Regions from separate parts of the Homo sapiens genome. Here region 2 is linked to region 1. A link is a loop called in an ENCODE intact Hi-C map of the cell type or tissue named here. Cell type or tissue: stomach. All regions are shown on one strand. Each heading gives the region's core, and the rest is flanking DNA. Links, peaks and the distances in the headings are about the cores only.

The links. Hi-C counts contacts between places; a loop is a spot of excess contacts. Peaks named below come from ENCODE experiments on the same cell type or tissue, not always from the same donor. Only the 100,000 strongest peaks of a DNase experiment are listed, where the experiment ranks them.
Region 2: it touches region 1 in a loop (2.2-fold over the local background); 41 of 110 quality-filtered maps call a loop at or near these places.

What each region holds. Positions count from the first base shown.
Region 1 is chr6:44,663,596-44,672,891 of GRCh38, forward strand. No RefSeq gene overlaps it. Among named protein-coding and RNA genes, the nearest start is that of MIR4642, 230 kb to the left of the region's middle. RefSeq lists enhancers at 3,512-4,020, 5,039-5,546. In stomach, for the core only: a CTCF peak has its summit at 4,696; a DNase peak (open chromatin) is centred at 1,326; H3K27ac peaks cover 412 bases.
Region 2 is chr6:44,485,081-44,494,376 of GRCh38, forward strand. No RefSeq gene overlaps it. Among named protein-coding and RNA genes, the nearest start is that of MIR4642, 54 kb to the left of the region's middle. In stomach, for the core only: no CTCF peak of the experiment used is centred there; a DNase peak (open chromatin) is centred at 5,311; H3K27ac peaks cover 609 bases; H3K27me3 peaks cover 890 bases.

The DNA of each region.
Region 1 (9,296 bases), core at 457-8,456:
CAGCTGGGTTGCGCCCAAGAGGAACAGAAGTTAGCCAGGTAGAAGGGTGACAACAGGACTCTACAGTTCAGACCTGCAAGGGGCATGGCCTGGCTGGCAGGTGGGGCAGGAGAGTGTCCATGAGAATGTTCTGTGCAGCAAACCAAGCACTCGAAGTTTGTTCTCTGAGCTGAAGGGAGTTTTGAAGGTTTTAAGTAGGGGAGGGACATGATGTGATTTACATTTTGGAAAAGGTTAATCTGGCTGAAAGGATCAGGACAGGAGGGGGAGCAAAAGCAGGGCTCCCTTAGTGGTTGACAGTAACCCAGGCAAGCAAGGGAAGGGCCTGAAGGCAGTGGAGGTAAAGAGGAAGGGGCAAGGGACAATGGGATTATTGCAAGGCATCCCCCAGAATGCTATCCCCTACAGGGTCAAAGCCATCTCTCCGGGAGGAGACAGACTCCTGGTGCTATTAAGGTCACAGATAGGGAGCGATGCTCTCTGGATCCCAACCCAGCTCTGACTCCCAACACCAAACCAGTTCCAGGCTGGCAGGGCTGTCCTGCATTTTATGTCTTTGATGAAATTATGCCCAATGTGATATGTAATTTTTTTAAGGTAGGAAAGCATAATATGCTTTAGGAAGATTTCTATAAAACAATTAAAATATCAAAGAGTGCTTTCTCTGGAGAGAACCTGGTAAGTCATGAAGCTGGTGTCCCGATGCCAAGTGGTGACTGTAAAAGTATGTGTTCCAGCCACTGGGAACATGGGCTCCAAGAGAGGCCCCATCATTCAAGGTCTAGGGGGTGGCAGGGCGGGGTGGTGGTCCTTTAGAAGGGCTGTGTCTGACCTAGAGACCAACGGGGAGGTGAAAGATGAAAGGCTTTGAGAGAGAAGGACAGTGTGGGCAGCTTTTTAGAAAGGGCAGAGCCGGGCCCTGCTGCCATGGGAAGGGGCTCGCTGTGTTTACACGGTGACATCGGACCCACCACCAATGGCTCTTATTGAAAAGTGCGGTGGTCTCCACAGGAAGAGGAGAATGGTATGTTTCAGGCTTTCTCTCTCTCTCTCTCTCTCTCTCACCACCACCCCCCGCCCCACACACACACACATGCATACACATACACAGTCTTTTTAAATGTAAAGAGCAAGGGGAAAATGTCTATTTGCACATCTGGCTTGTTCTTTAAATAGCTCATTCCAAGAAAGAAATATGTTCTCCCTGCCTTAATTTATGTTTCTACCTTTTTCTTCCAATAGGCCTGCAGGAGGAAAGAGGGAGGGAGGGGAGGCCTGAGGCCTTGCAGGGATTCGGCAATGGCTTTGGTATGCTGCTGCCTACACAGCAGCATTTAACCCAATTACAGGATAATAAGGGCTCAGACAAATTATCTGCAAATAGATATGTCTATATGTAAACCCTCGTATTTGGAACATGCGTCTGGAGCCAAAGAAAAGTTAAGTGCTTAGCCAGAGAGCGACTGAGCTCACAGTTTTTTTCCCCCTCAGACCTGCATGTGGAGATACTTGACTTAGATAAATAAGAAATCCCAGGTACAGGCTAGATCCAGATGAGCAGTTTGACAGAAGGAGGAAGAGACTGTGCTCCCAGACTATTGCCATTTGGGGTATGTGCCTGCCCAGTGACCCAGGGTACACTGAGGGGCTTCGCTGGGTTGGCCCAGAGTGGCCCTCACACAGACTGCGGTCTCCGGGGGCTGCCTGGCCACCCTCCTCCCCTTCCTTCCCAGACAGCAAGAGCAGACCACCTAGAGAAATGCTCACAGCCCAGCCCAAAAGAAATTGCTGCAAGCCTAATTCACAAAGGCCATGGGCTGGGCTAAGGGCAAGTGGGGACAAAAGCAATGGAAGCTTTGTGCATTTTAGGATTCAAAGCCATCAACCAATGCTCAAAGAACTCCTGTGCTCATCAGCCCCCACACTTGAGCTGCACAGCAGAGAAAGACACTGAGGTGCAGAGAGGAGCCTCATGTTCTGGCCCATGAGGAAGTCAAAGCAGAAAGAACCCAGGTGTCCCCTCCACAGCACAGGACTCTTTTTGGGGCCAGCACCGCCCTCCAAGGAAGAACATGGCTGGGGAGTGGAAAACTGTTCTGGGCGGCACAGCTCCTCTCTGAGAGCACAATCTAGAAGAAGCTGGAATTTGTTTTCTTTTTTTCCCTTTGTCTCCCTAATAATTTACCCCTAGAGGAAACTTTTACAAATATGAATTACGTAATGCGCACAACAAAGTGTGCATTGGGTGATGCAAAATCCCTTCGTTGCCATGGGGGTATGTTTGCTTGAGTACAAACAGGAGCATGATCGGGGACGGCTCTGTGTGTGGGTCTGTGTGTGTCTGTGTGAGTGGCCGTCCCACAGCGGGCCCAGCACTATGATCTCTGAACCATTGTGCTGGCTTAACAGTTTACCCATTTCTCCATTCCACCGTGTGCTTGCTGGGCTACAGTTTTCTGCATTATGATGTGTTCTGCTGCACCTTAAAAACTGTTTTCTTTAGACAGGGTGTTTGCTGTTTTATATGGGGCTATTGAAACCAGCCCACATGTAGGCCTTGGAAAGTAGTTTTGATTCCCAGGGAGAGGGAAGTGTACCAACTGAGGCAGCTTTCCCAGAGGTTGTGGGGAGAGGGGGCTTTTCAGGTAAGACCTGCTAAAGACACCTGGACACTTTCCCTTGTCATTTCCAGGAACATCTTAAATCAGTTTGAACATCTGCAAGGCTTTGAGGATGGTCAAGTCAGGGCCTGGTGGGGAGGCTGGAGGAGGGAAGAAGCCCAGATGTCCAGCCTTAAAAGTCCTCTGTCTTAACTCTTGGAAGATGCCCCCAATCCAGCCAGGCCCACTCCTGCCTGCTTCTACCACCTGTTTTAGTACCAAGGTTTTAAATTTAGTTCAGTGTTCATAGAGCAGGGGCAGCTGAGTATGGAGCAGGGCAGGGAACGGTGGAGAGACCAGGGTGTTGCTTTTTTTTCAGACAGGAGGCCTGGCTTTTGTCGGGTGTGAGGAGGGACCCAGGTGTTTTTAGGCAGCCCCCAGAGCAGGCCTGGCTGTCTGGAGTGGATTTCAATTCTCATTTGCCAAACTACACTTTCAAGAGGTGTCAGATATCGAAAACCTCTCCCCCAAGCCAAAGCAAGCATTTGGGGAAGGAGAGGCACAGAAGGGGCTGCGGACGGTAGGAGAATATGCTGGCTTTTAAATTGGGAAAGAGAAATGTTCCTTCACATAGTGTTCCACGATGGGTATTTGTTTTTAAAATAATTGGTTAAGCTGTTCATAAAACCAGGTAAGTCTATTCTGCATTGCAAAGAAGACTGGGCAGAGCCTGGTCTTCCTGGCACAGGTGGGATTTTTGTAAACCAGAGCTTTACAAGACAAGGGCAGGGGCTGTGTCCTGGTGACCTGAGATGACCCACTTCTTAAGGGAAACCCAGAGGAGGAGAAGGAGGGAACGGCAAGAAAAGGTGTGAGGGAAGCATTGGAAGGAATGGAGGAAGGAGAGAAAGAGGAGAAGAAGGGAAGAGAAGGAGAAGAGGGAGAGGATGAAGGAAAGCAGGCGTGAGCACAAGTTTCTAACTCTGGGGTCTCAGGCCCCTCACCTGTATGAAGGACGAGGCTGGCAGAGCTTGGGAGCCCCAGGCTGTCTCAGCACCTCCATCCTTAAGCATCAATAACTTCATTGACAGTTGCCCCCTCTATAGGGTTCAGCATTCTCTCTAGTGACTCATGAAAGCATAAAATCAAGACATTCTGGGAAGCCAAGGGAATCTGGTTTAAAATGTGTGTTTGGGGAATGGAAAGCATTAGAAGAATGCTTGTGTCTGGACTATTCTGTTGTTTTCATCCTCTGTTTTCTCTTCAAATTAATGGATGAGTCATGGTCGTCTTTAGGCCTGTGAAATGCCTCCACAGGGGGTGTTGGGGGAGCTGGGATCTGACAGTCGCATTTGCTCCGGCTTTTTGGACTGTTCAGACCTGTGGCTGTTTTCCTCTTCCTCTTTCTATGTGTCTCCAGAGAAAGGATCTTTCCCATTAATAAGCAACACAACTTGAATGTGTTTCTCCTCCCTCCTCCTACCACCAGGACTAGACCGCCCACCTTGAATAAAACCCAGCCAAGTTACAGGATTTGCAGGCCAGGTTCCCCTGGATCTCTGCATGGTGCAGAATCTGGGAGGCCAGTTCCCATCTAGTTGAAGCCCTTCCTTTGCCCCACACACCTTTGATTCATCCCCCAGTGTCTGCCTTTTGTCAGTTCCCCAAACCAAGGGCACCCCTTCAGAGTGCACAGAAATAGCTTGTCAACCATCACAGGGTTAAAGAACAAGGTACAGCAGAGCCCCATTTTGCCGAGGTGCCTTCCCTCTTTTCTCCCTGCAGGTGGGCCCCTCCCTTCTCTTGCACTTCAAGGACTCCGCTCCTCCAGGGCCCACTGTTCAGCCTCCTTGGCCCTGCCCTGCTAAGCCTGCTCTGGCCCCACACAGCGCTGAGCCCCTGGGACTTTCACAAGCCAGCCATGCCCCATGATTATCTCTTGAGGGAGTCCTTCTTTCCTCTGCCTCCATAAAACCAGCTGTTCCTGAATGCTGGCGTTAGGAATGTGATATGTGATAATAAAAGGGACGAGAAAGAGAGAAGAGGGAGCATCTCATCTGAAGAGCTCTGCCAGCCTTCCCAAAGCCCTTTGCAGTTCCTACCCCTGCCGACAGATGGCTAAGTGACATCCTTGACTTGCTGTGCCGCCACCACCCTCACCCTGCCTCCAGCGTCCCTGGGGAAAGAGACCAAGACTTCTTTCATGGAGTGCCTACTATGCACCTAGAGTTTTTCATTATGCCCCAGGAACCCTGCCATTGAATCAGGAAACCGCTGAGGTTCAGGGAGGTTACTAAGCAGCCCAAGGTCACCTACCCAGAGAGGGGGCAAGCCAGATTCACTTCTGGATTCATCAACCTTCCAAGCAGGAGCTGACTGCCTCCTGGGCCCCAGAAACATCTTCCCAACCTCTAACTCATTTTTCTTCTTCCGGAAGACAGAACTGGCAGCATCCACGGCCCACTGCTCTCAGAGTCCTGGCCCACGGGCTCAGTCTTGAAACTACATCTTAGCTTGAGGCCAAGCGGTCTCCTGTGCCCAGATGAGACCTGCTGGGGAGGGAGTGGCAGAGAGGGCTGGAGAGCTAAGCCTGCCCCATCCCCCGTACCCGCATTTCCCCCTCTCTCCCCATCCCAGCCAACGTCCAAAATGCCTGAGTTTGTTGTGCCAAAATTAGGCAAAGAACATTTATACCTTATTACCAAGCCACATAGCAACAACTATGCAAATGATTAATTATGCATCAGATAACCTTCGCTGTACGTTTGATTTAATTACAACACTAAAATTCCAAATACATATATTCCATCTTTATAGATTCTTGCTTGTTGACTATGGTCATTTACTCAAAATAAATTGAGGGAACATTGTTTATACATGCCAGTTTCAAAGCCAGTAGAGAAAAGCTGATGTTTATGTAAGATGTGATTATAAAATAATGACTGTGTTTTTTCAGCAAACAGAGTAGGACTCCAAAGACATTCCACTGGAAGGCTCCATCCAATTCCAGTGGAGTTGCCATCGCTCAAGTTCCTTGTGGCATCTCTTTTGGAATTGCCTTCAGAGTCCATTTGTGTGGGCCACATGGAAAAAAAAATAAACCACTCCGTCCCACCTCGTTATTGACCAAAAAATTTCATTACCCAGTTTGATTACTCACCTAATTCACTGGGATTGGCTTCAAATGATTTTCAGTTGCTTCTAAATATCAGATCAACCCTGAAATGATGAGAGTTAGCAGGCTTTGAAGGACATTTCCAAGTACACTGAGCAGGCTCTGAGAACAATCCCAACAGAGTCAGGATCCAGGCAGCGTTGGCGGCGAAGTCAGTTTTGAGCTGAACCTTGAAGGATGAGAAAGCTCTGAGTGACCATATGAGCGCTCTTCAATGTACCAAGTGCTTTTTCCACCTAGCCCTTCTTTGGAGTCTCGCAGCAGTGGGAGGTGTTGTGATGATCACGCAATGGTAGGTGAGGGATTTAAAGGCCAGAGGGAAATCATTCATCCCAGTCCCATAGCTAGAAGACAAATAACAGGGCTGGAACTTGAAATCAAGGCTTTGTGTGCCTGCATGCATAGTGTCCACCTTCCCCCAATGTCCTGCAGGATCTCAGGAGGCAGAAGCCAGTGAGTAGGCTGGGCTGCCTGAAAGAGAGGAGTCCTGTAAACAAGAGGAGGAAGGCAAGGCCAAGGTGGTAGTTTGGGCTGGATTCTGGGAAGCTGTTGGTGCCAGGTTAAAGAGCATGACAGAGATTGAATGCTGTAGCTCCTGGGCACAGACCAGTGGTGGGGACAGCATGGGACCCCCCAACATTGTTGGCTCTTTCCAGACCTGGACAACAAGGGGTTCTGAGATGCCCCAACATGGTGAACACTGCAGGCTGCTTCACTAAACATCTGCCTAAACCAGCCTCTCTGACTTTCCCAAATATGAGGGGTTGGTTCTCTGCAGCCAGAGTTACCTGCTAATGGCGCAGGTATAGCAAATGGCAGCCTCACATGTGGCAGGAAAGATGGCAGCGAGCAACATGAGTGGTGGCCAAGTGTGGGTACATTGGATCCCCTGGGGACATGTTTGTTTTTTCTGGAACCATCCTGACTGGTTCCCAACATCATGGGTGTAGAGTTTCTGCTGAAATTGTCCTGTGGTGTGGTTGGGTATTTGTCTAGTCTGCATTGTTTTTGGTTGGGCAGCATCCTGGCTTGGTTCCTGGGCCTCCCAAGAAACTTTGCAAACTCCCACATACTCTGTAATAAACTCATTTTCATGTCAATAGCTAGAGTAGACTCTGTTGTCTGCAATTAAGCACTTTGTTCAATCCATCCTTCCGTACATTGCACAGATGTATTCTTTTCTTTAAACAATTTATTCAACATCTACTAGTATCAAGTTTTGTGTTTTGACTTGCATTTTTCTTGTTTAATACAACAACTGCCTTGTGACATAGTACCTACTAAGAGAGGAGTACACTGAAGCTCAGAGAGGTTAAGAAACATAACTCAAGCTGCAGAGCCAGATTTGGGCAGATTTTCAAGTTGTCTACCATTTTCCCATGACCTAAAGGTCTGAGAAAAGGATGCACTGGTGAAGGAACAAAGGTGTGTGTGTCTTTTTAAAGACAGGAGGTCCAGCGGGCCAGAGCGTTTTGAGAGGCCCTGACTGCACAACCTCAGGACAGATTTGATAATGAGAAACTGAGGCAAGGACCAGAGAGAAGGCTAATTTGGGCCCTTGTCCTCATTAGGTGCACCCTATCTTTGGGTGTGCCTTGCTTACTAATGGTGATGGATTCTGTAAAATGAGGCCAGATTCCTGTAAATTGAGATATGATTTTAAAGACACTTCGACAGCTCACTATTCACAAGACTACTGCAGAACCTCCTTTTATCATGGGAAGAAGCCTTTTGTGATCATACTGTCTTCTCTGCTTTCCTTTGTAATTCAAGATTTTCACAGATGGAGTCAGTGCACAGTGGGGTCCACCTTCCTTCTCTGCAGCCTCACCAAGGCTTCCCAGTGCTCTCCGGGCAAAAGGTTAAGGCAAGAGGAAGGGGAGTGTTTTAGTTCCAAAAATATCCCCTCTCTTTGAAGCAGGTGAATTCTTTCTATGCTTAGTTCTTTGGAACAAGGGTTGAAAGCCCAGGGCTCAATCCTTTCTTGTTGCAGAGAAATGGTTTGATCAGGGCTAGTCTCCATTTCTCAGCAACAAGGAACTGAAAACATGGAGGGCAACGATTTACATCAATGTGTTCAGCCTTCCCACTTCAGGTTCCCTCCATGACTTCTGGTTCCCCCCACGGCTCGAGGCAGGATGCCTCCCCTGCCCAGTGGGAACAGGGTCCCCAGCAGCCAGAGGAGTGCTCCTGGCAGCTCTGGCCTGGGACGGCCCCTAGGAGGCCCCCTCCCAACTCCTCCCCTCCTTAATTTCCTCACCCCCTTCACTCCCTTACCCCCTCATCTCCTTCAGCATCCTCACCTCCTTCACCCCCTTGCTCTCTCACCCCTCACCTTACTTATCTCTTTACCCCACCCTCCACTCCTCCCAAATTCTCCTAGCCCCCTTACACCCCTAATTCCTCTAATGTCTCTTACACTCTCAATCCCCAGCCCCTCAGTTCTTCTCTCCCCCTCCTCTCCCTCAGCCCCCCACCCCTCCCCTCCCTTACACTTCCCCACCATACCCTGCTCCCTTTGCATCCCTGCACCTTCGGCCCTGCACACAGCTGCTTCACCTCATCCGCAACCAGTTCCTTTTAGTAGAGGCTGGTCTGATGAAAACCAACCCAGGCCAATTTTCTGTAGATTCTGGATATGATCATTTCTATTGCAATGAATAGAAAACTTAGCTCAAAAACCGACTTGAACAGTAAGGGAATAACATATTAGAAAATGCAATGGAAAGGCCAGGAGTGGTTCAACTTGCAGGAATGGTTTGATCAGGGCTATGTCTCCATTTCTCTGTGATCTGCCCAGTTCTGTCCTTTTTGATGATTTGGCTTCATTTCATCCTGATTTCTCAGATGGTGGCAAAACAGCTGCAATTGTTCTGGGCCTCACATCCGCATACCACACTGTGGAGTGTGAGAGAGAGAGAGCTCTCCCACCCCACCCCCAAATATTTAACACGAGTCCTGTGCTTCACTCTGATTTAGCCAGCCTCAGACAGACATTATGGCCAGGAGAGTGTCAAGCACTGATGGGCTTGAGCCTAAGTTCCTTCCCATCCCGGAACAAATAAATCACTGTGGCAAGGGGGATGAAACTACATGGACTGGCTTATGGAGCTAGGAGAGGGATGATTTCCACCAAAGCAGCATGCTGCCCTACTGTGGGAGAGGATGGGGGATGGGGTAGGGGTGGGCTGGGAGCCATCACATTGTCTGCCTCCCAGTGACCTGGTCTTTGGTCTTAGGTACAATCTGAGCCTCAGGGCGTCCTAGTGAAAGCATGGCATTTAGATACTGACAGACCCTATTTGGATATCAGATCTGCCACTCTCAGGTTAAGGAAGCTTTAACAAGTTGCTTAATCTCAATGAGCCTCAGTTTTCCCAGCTGTAAACTAGGCATAATTCTTCCTGCCTTTCAGGGAATTAACATATGCAGGAGAGTCTGCATGGTGCCTGGACCCCACATCTGTCCAGATGCCTGGACAACTGATATGTGGTAACAATAATTATGAGAATTTTTAAGCC
Region 2 (9,296 bases), core at 439-8,438, 180 kb before region 1:
GAAATCTCTGAGAGCCCTTTCAATGTGAACATCCTGGGGTATGGTTTGAACTGGAATGAGAGAAGCTGGGCTTCTCATTTATTTTTACTTTTTTTGGGGTGGGGTCTCACTCTGTTGCCCAGGCTGGAGTGCAGTGGCAGGATCATAGCTCACTGCAGCCTCAACCTCCTGGATTCAAGTGATCCTCCTGCCTCTGCCTCCCAAGTAGCTGGGACTACAGACACGTGCCACCATGCCCAGCTAATTGTTTTATTTTATTTTATTTTATTTTATTTTGTAGAGACAGGTCTCACTATAATGTTGCCCAGGCTGGCCTTGAACTTCTGGGCTCAAACAATCCTCTTGCGTTGGCCTCCCAAAGAGGTGGGATTACAGGCGTGAGCCACTGCACCCGGCCCAGGGTCATTTTTAAGGGCTTTCTTAGAAAAACCCAAATCATTTCTGAGTCCAAAAGTCACACACGCATCACACCAGGAGAGACAGGCAGATGGAAGAAGAAACAGAGGCCCATGTGGCCAGGGGCAGACACGGTGAGGGATGCAGAGAATAGGAAAGACTGGAGTAGAGACAGACAGGGAGACAGATGGACAGGGGGAGAGCAGAGGTGGAGTAGGGAGAAAGACGAGGGGCAGGGGGAGCACAGGAAGAAACGGAGACTCCCAGCTGGGTCTCTGTCAAGAGTGGAGCCTGCAGACCACAGCCCTGCCCCAGCATCCTGATCCCCCAAAAGGGGGTGCTGTCTCCAGCTTCAATTGAATCCACCTCAGGCCTAAGGGTTCTCATTATTTCATTTCTCATGTTCATGTTTGAAAAAAAGACCTTGCCTTCCCTTCCCCCTGCCCTCCCCATCACCGGACTCTTGCCACCATCCCAGCCCTGAAGAGGAAGGACAGAAAGCCCTCTCCATTCATCAGGGCAGAGGCTGCGTAATGGCGGTGAGCGAGGGGCTGGAACTACCGTCTGATTGAACATTAGTCATCCTGCACGTTATATTCTCTAATGAGAAAATTATTTCAAATTGCCTCAAGGGATGGTTGTGATTAAACTATTTGCCTTGACTTCCTCTGCTAAATTGAACGTGTGCGCTTGTGTGTGTGTGAATACCCACATGCACACAGTCTCCCCCACCAAATGTGCTCACCAAAGGCCCTGGAACACATCCTCTGAATTCCAGAGGGTTTAGCTTCCAACCTGTTCACGGTATGCCTTTTCCTGCTGCAATTCAGAGCCAGCCAGGTCCTGAGAAGGGAGAGGGAGGCTGTTAGTGGAGCTGTATCAAGCCCTGCCAACCAGCCCCCATTCCTGCAAGGTCTTAGTTGCCTGTGTTTCAAAGGGAGCTGAGCTTCTATGGATGAGCTTCTCTTGGGTGTCAGATGTCTGTCTCTTAAAGAGAGAAGCATTCTTCAGGCAAGAATCTGGAGCTCTTTTCAGATCCCTCTTTATTTTCTCTGCTGTGAAACTCCAATTTTATTTGGACCTCCTGTGCATAAGCTGGGCCAAGCCATTAATATGCCAACCCTATTTGCCATTTTTGAAGGTTTTTGAAGCATATTTCAAAAGAGAACCAAAGCATACCATTAAGCAAGGAACTCGAAAGTTTTTATGCAGAATTTATAACATCAAAAAAGAACCCAAAAGTGCATGGTCTTGATTATTAGGACATCAATATGCCATTACCCCAATTCCCTTCTCTCTAAATCCTAGCCACACTTCAAGGGGGTAGTGCAAATAGTCCCTTCTCTGGAATCTCTCTCTGACCATTGCCTCAGTCACAATTAAGCCCTCCTTGTTCTGGGCTCCCATGACTTTGTCTCTGGTTGATAGAATTCAACAAATGCTTATTGAGTCCATATCAATGAGCTGCTGCTAGGCTATACTTGTTAAAAAACAACCCCCATGACTCAGTGGTTTATGGCAGTAGCCTTCCATGTCAGCTGCACACTGGTCATGACACTGCCTATTCATTCTGGGATCCAGGCTGAAGTAGCAGCCCCCGTCTAGGACATGCCATTCTCCAGGTAGATGGAAACAGAGGACAATCATCAAACCATGTGTGGCTTTAAAAACTCTGCTCAGATGTAGCACACATCACCTCCATTCACATCCTATTGGCCAAAGCAGGTCATGTGGTCAAGCCTGATGTCAGTGGGGAAGAATCATCCTTTTACCATGTGCCCATGTGAGATGTCCTGGATATACAAGGATCAATTCAGTGCCTTTGGACTCACCATTTGGAGCACTTTGGTGTCTATTCTTAGCCTTCTACCAAAATCCTCTTCCCATGATCATTAGGGTCTTTACAATCACCATATTTAATAATCCTTTTTTCTTTTTGTAGGCAAGTTGCATGCTACTTGATATCTTGGCTGCGTGTGATTCTGTTGACCACTCTCTTCTCTCAGCTTCTGGGATGTAGCTTTCTCCCAGTCCTCTTTCTACACCCCTGGATACCCCATCTCTGTAGCTTTTGGTCCATCTCTCCTACCTCTCCTTTCAATTCCTTTAAATGTTATGGTTCCCTTTGGGTTGGGGAAATCTCTTCCCTGGAGTTAATTTTAACTTCTGCTTCCATCTCTATGACCATAAACTCATTTTTTTCCTGCTAAACCTGGTCCTCCTCTTATGTGGCAGATTACATATGGGCCACACCATCTTTGCAGCTGTTCCTATGACATATGAAATTGACTTCCTCTCCCCCTGAATCTGGGCTGCGCTTGTGGCTTACTTTGACCCATGGAATGTGATAGAAGAGGCATTGTGAGAGTTCTGAAGCCAGCTGCCATGTAAAGAAGGCTGTCTAGTCTGTTGGAGGATGAGAGATGGAGAAGAACTGAGGTGTCTCCGGTGACAGCCAGTGCCAACTTCCAGGCTCAAGAGTGGGGCCAGCTTGGACCTTCCAGCCCAGCTGATCCTCCAGCTGAATGCAGCCAAATGAGTGAGTCCAGGCATGACCAGCGGAGGAGACATCCAGCTGACCCCTAAAGCTTTGCTATTTAAGTCATTAAGTTTTGGAATGGTTTGTGATGTGCGATAGATAATGGAAACATCCTGTATCCCCTAAATTGGTTAACGGCGCTGCTATCTAACCAGTTATATAACCACTGCTATCTAATGGCACTGCTATCTGACCCCTAAACCTGGTAGTCACCCCTCTTTTCTCTCTCTGCTTCAACCCTACATCCACTAGGTCAATGAGACCCATCAAAGTGATCTAAGGGGGGAAATGGGAAACTGGAGTTTGATGAGTATAGTGTTTCAGTTTAGCAAGATGAAAAAGTTCTGAAGATTGGTTGTACAACAATGTGAATATTCTCAACACTGCTGAACAGTACTCATGAACATGGTTAGAATGTTAAACTTTGTATGTATATTTTGCCACAATTAAAAAAATGATCTAAATATTTCCTGATTTTGCCCCCTCCTCTCAATCCCCACCCTCCACACTGCTTTCTTTCTGAAATGCAGTTCCAGCCTTGACACTTATTTTAAAACTCAGAGCCTTCCTCTCTGCCTTCCGGGTAAAATCCAAACCCTGTACCAGGAACTGTAGGGTTACCTGTCTGCCCTCGTGTCCCACCACTTCTGTTCTCACTGAGGTTCTCCTGTTGCTTGTGTGCCTTTCTATCTCTTCCTTGCTTCTGGACCTCCTTGCTTTGCACAAGAAGTTTCTTCCACTGGGATGTTCTTACTGCTTTTTATTAGACGTTGGCATCACTCACTGGGTCTTCAGGGTTCCTGTTTTTAATGCAACTTAAGCTACCAGTATATACAAATTTTTACTTTTTCTAACCCTTTGATCTAGTAATTTTAATTCTGAAACTCCAACCCATCAAAAGCATACAAATGCCAAATAACTAGCAGGACCCTGGGGATAATGGTTAAGAGTAGATGAGAGGGCAGGGAAGAAGCCATGGCTTACTGTGACAATCTTGTCACATCACAGGGGGTCAACATGTAAACACGCGGTGTCATGTGTTGCTGCAGCCGGTGCTAGTGTCTACCACGTCGGGGTATTGCCCCAGACACTTTCCATCTGTGTCTCTGATTCTTATCACACCCGCATGAGGTGTTTACTACCATCCCTATTTCACAGATGAGCAAATTGAGGCTCACTGAAGTATCACACACATATAGAAATGTAAACACATCATCTAGAGAAAGCCATGTCCTGCAAGCTGAGAGAAGAGATTGGTTGACAGAGTCATATGCTGCCAAGATATTAAATAGCATGCAATTTGCCTAAAAAAGAACAAGAGAACCATGTATGGTGGTTCACACCTGTAATCCCAGCACTTTGGGAGGCGAAGGTGGGAGGATCGCTTGAACCCAGGAGTTTAAGACCAGTCTGGGCAACAGTGAGACCCGGTCTCTATAAAATATGTTTTAAAAAATTAGCCAGGCTTGGTGGTGCATGCCTGTGGTCCTAACTACTTGGGAGGCTGAGACAAGAGGATCGCTTGAGTCTGGGAGGTCGAGGCTGTCGTGAGCTATGATCATGCCACTGCGCTACAGCCTGGGCAACAGTGAGAGACTCTGTCTCAAAAAACAAAAACAAAAAACAAGAAAGAAAAAGAAAAAAGAATCACTAGATTTGGTGAACACGTCAATGGATTAGTACAAAGTGAACATGTCTGTTGACCACTGCCCAGAACAAGAAAGAGAATGTCACCAGTGCCCCAGAAACGCCCCTGTGTCCCTCCTAGATACTAGTCCCACTGTCCTCAAAGGTAACCGTCATCCTGGCTTCTAACTAATCCGTGGGCAGTTTGTCTAAAGTTGTGCTGTGAGGAAAGGGACCGGTGGCTTCTGTACTCCTCTGTTCTGTCACATGAGCCCCAAAGGTGGACAGTGTTCGGTGGCAGTGACAGGAGAGATGGGGCTGACTTCCCAGCTCTGCTGCATCCCGGCCCTGACTTTGCTAGGTGTGGGCCTGACCATCTGTGTGTCTGGGGAGAAGGCCATGCGTTTCTCAGCACTCAGAGAAAGACCTGCCAGGGGAGCCTGTCTCTTTTTGTCTGCCCCAGGCAGGGGCTTGGTCTTCGAGGCGTGTGCCTATACACATAGACACACACAGACACCCCTATGATCTATCTCCAGCTTGGAGGCTGTTGCAACTACAAACCTTCCAAATAAATCCCTGATCTCTCCCAGAAAGCTGTTGTGAACTCAGTGGAAGGAAAGCTTTTAAAGTGACCCTCCATTTAAGCCCCGAGTCAAAGCCTTATGTGTTTTCTTTCCTTTTCTTAACTGGAAGGTTATGTGTTTCTTAGCTACTGGTCAGACTGGATGAGACTGCCAAAAAGCTTTCAGGGAATTTCCTCACCATGTAACAAATTTATGAGTCATATGAAAAACTGGGAAATGCTTCAACCAGCTGCCTCTCATTGACTCAGAGCCTTTCTCACAACACCTTGGTGCTGGGGCCTTGGATGGAGCCAGCAGCTGGGTTTATGATAACTACAAATGGCCTGCCATTGTCTGGGAGGAAGCTGTCTTCATCTCCCCTTTTATTTCCATTCTCCTGTCCTCCCCAGCAGAAAGCTATAAACGTTCTCTGAAACAGTTCAGCCACTGAAAGGGCAACTGCAGAGGTCTTGATTGTCCTAAAAAGGCCCCGCGGATGGGTGGGTGGGCTGGTAGGTAGCTGAAGGCAGGTTTGGGACCTCATTCTCCATCACTGTTAGGTAACCTTTGGGCTTCTTAGACTCAACCTGCCTAAAACTGAGCTCTGATCTCCCCTTCTTCCACCCCTTGCTGTCTTCCCCATCTTACAAAATGCTAACTTCATCAGTGCCAGATTGTATTTTCCTAAAGTGGCCACAGTAATATCCCTCATCTCACATGTCCTTCTGCAGTGTGACCTTGCCACTTTCCCATCAAGAAGTAGAGGTAATTTTTCCATCCTCTTGAAACAGGCCAGGCCCTGTGACTGCTTTGAATAATACAGTAGGGTAGAAGTGATGTGGTGCCAGTTTGGGGCACAGCCCTTAACCAGCCTGGCAGCTTCTACTTCCACCTGGAAGCCAGCCATCCCTATGTAAGAGGTGGGACTATCCAAGGACCACCGTGCTGTGAGAAGCCCAAGCCACATAGAGGAGCCCTAGAGGATGAGACAGTAGAGAAGGGGATGGGGCTGGGGAGGGAGAAAGAGAAAGAGAGACTAAGATTCTAGGAAGCGCCCAGGTGCTGCATGTGTGTGTGTGGGGGGCGCCATTTTGGAAGTAGAATCTTCACCCCAGCCTCCCCAGCTAATGTCACATGGAGCAGAGACAAATTACCCAGCCAAGCTTTTTCCTAGTTCCTGGCCCACAAAATCATGAGCAAAATAAATGCTTGTTTTAAGCCACTAAGTTTTGGGGTAGTTTGTAAACAGCAAGAGGTAACCAGAACACCATCTTCCCAGTTGCCAGACCAAAGACTTCCTGAAGTCATCTTTGACTTTCCTCTTTCTCTAATACTCACATCCAATCTGTAGGCAAACGCTGTGCATTTATCTTCAAACTATATCCAGAATATATCCACTCCTCATCACTTCCTGTGATATTGTGATTTCTAATAATATACATATTTGTCCTCCCCACCCCCCATGGCTGGCAGCCCCTGCATAGCCTCAGGATGGGAGCTGGTCACTAGAATGACCAAGGCAGGATTAGACGGTTGGGACTTTCAGCCCCACCCCCATCTCTGGAGAAGGGAGAGGGGCTGATGGTTGAGTTGATCAGCAATGGCTAATGAAGCAATCAATAATGCCTGTGTAATGAAGCCTGAAAAAGCCCCAAAGAACTCGGGTTGGGAGAGCTTCCAGAGGTCTGAACATGTCCAAGTGCCTGGAGGATGGTGCACCCAGAGAGGGCATGGAGGCTCTGTGCCCCTTCCCACATGCCTTGCCCTGTGCATCTCTTCCATCTGGCTGTTCATCTGTATCTTTTATTAAGAAACCAGTAAGCATAAGTGATAGAGTTTGGATATTTGTCCCCTTCACATTTTGTTAAAATTTGATCCCCAATGTTGGAGGCGGGGCCTGGTCGGAGGCGTTTGCATCATGGGGGTGGATCCCTCACAAATGGCTTCGTGCCTTCCTCGCCCTCGTAGTAATGAGTGACTTCTTGCTCTGTTAGTTCCCCCAAAATCTGATTGTTAAAAAGGCCTGGCACCTCCTCCCCACTCACCATATGATGCCCACCTCCTTTCTCCTTCTGCCAAGATTGGAAGCTTCCTGAAGCCCTCGCCAGAAGCAGATGATGGCACCATGCTTCTGGAACAGCTTGCAGAACTATGAGCCAAAGTAAATCTATTTTCTTTATAAATTACCCAGTCTCAGGTATTCCTTTATAGCAATGCAAATGGACTAAGACAGTAAGTAAAGTGTTTCTCTGCATTCTTTTTTTTTTTTCTTGATGGCAACTGTGTTTCTCTGCATTCTGTGAGCTGTTATAGCAAATTAATTGAACCTAAGGAAGGGGTCATGGAAAGCCGCAATTTATAACTCGCTGGTCAGAAGTGTGGGTGACAGTATACTAATTGTGACTGGTGTCTGAAGTTGGGGCAGTCTTGAAGGGCTGAGCACTCACCCTGTGGGATCTGATGCTACCCCCAGGTAGATGGTGTCAAAAATGAATTGAATTAGAGGACACCTGCTGGCATCCGCTGGAGAATCTGGTGTCAGAGTGTTGTGTTGCATGAGAGTAGTGAGCAGGAGAAACACTTGGGCTTTTTTCCTCCCTGTATCTCCTACTTCCACTGCTGTTGCTCTAGCCTAAGCCCCCACTTTTATTTCTCACCCTCTTTTTTTTTTTTTTTTTTTTGAGATGGTGTTTCACTCTTGTTGCCCAGGCTAGAGTGCAATGAAACAACCTCAGCTCACTGCAACCTCTGCCTCCCTGGTTCAAGTGATTCTCCTGCCTCAGCCTCCCGAGTAGCTGAGATTACAAGCATGTGCCACCATGCCCAGCTAATTTCTGTATTTTTAGTAGAGACAGGGTTCATCCGTGTTGGTCAGGCTGGTCTCGAACTCCCAACCTCAGGTGATCCGCCCGCCTCAGCCTCCCAAAGTGCTGGGGTTACAGGCATGAGCCACCACATCTGGCCTTCTCACCCTCTTAACCACACCCTTCAGTTTGCTTCTACACAGATATGGCAGCCTGCAGGATCCTGACAAAAACCAAGTTAGCCTGTGCCTCTCCTCTGCTCAGAACCCTCCAGAGGCCTCCGTTGCACTCAGGCCCTGCTCCCTCTAGCCTTGTCCCTCTCTGACGTCACTTCCTACTGTCCTCCCCCTTGCTCATTTTATTCTGGGGGCACCTGCCTCATGGTTGCTTCTCTGTGCAGCCTCAGGCCCTGCATTTACAGCACATTTTTGCAGAAACACCCTTCTCTACGTGGCCGCATGGCTCTCACTGTCACCCCTGCACAGTCCTGATGCAGGTGACACCCGAGTGAAGCCCCTCCTCTTGTTCCCACCTGCCTTGCTATATACACTCCTATCACCCTTCCCTTCTTCTCCAAACGATTTTTCTTCATAGCATTTGCCAACCAGTGGCAGCTTGGCAACCTGACCCACTGGTTGGTAAATACTATGAAGAAAAATAGCATTTGATGGCTTCTCGGCCTTTTGGCTAAGATCGAGTGAAAAATAGCGTTTGGAGAAGCAGGGAAGGGTGATAGGGGTGTATTCAAAGTAATTCAAAGTAATGGCAAAAACCGCAATTACTTTTGCACCAACTGAATATTTAGTACTGTCTTCTCGCTAGAATGTTGTCTCCAGGGGGCAGAGACTTTGATCTGTTTTGTTTACAGAAATAACCCTAGAGCCTAGAACAATGCCAGCACCCAGTAGGGGCTCAAATCACACTTGCCCAGTGCGTGAGCCTAACTTTTCTGAGCCTCAGTTTCTTACTGCAAAATGAGAGAAATTACAGTTGCTTTCAAGGGGTTGTGAGGACTAAATAATAAAAGTTATATGAAGCACATGGTGTTGGGCCTGGTACAGAATTGCCCCGAGGAGCTGGGCCCGGAGAGGGTACAACTTCCAGTGCCTCTTTAAATAATGCCTATCCTTTTGAGACAAAGAACATATTTTTGACATTACCTTTAGGAATTCTTGAGTCATAATGGTGATTAACTCAGAGTCTACGATATATGGACTTTGGGTCGTTTTTCTCTAAGGCGTGTCTTTGAACTTGAATTTGTTCCATTAAAGTGGCAACTGCTCACTCACACAGCCAGGGCTGGTCCTGTGGGTTCTTCCTGGTGGTGTATGGGATGGACAATGTCACAACAGTCAGAGACCTTAGGAC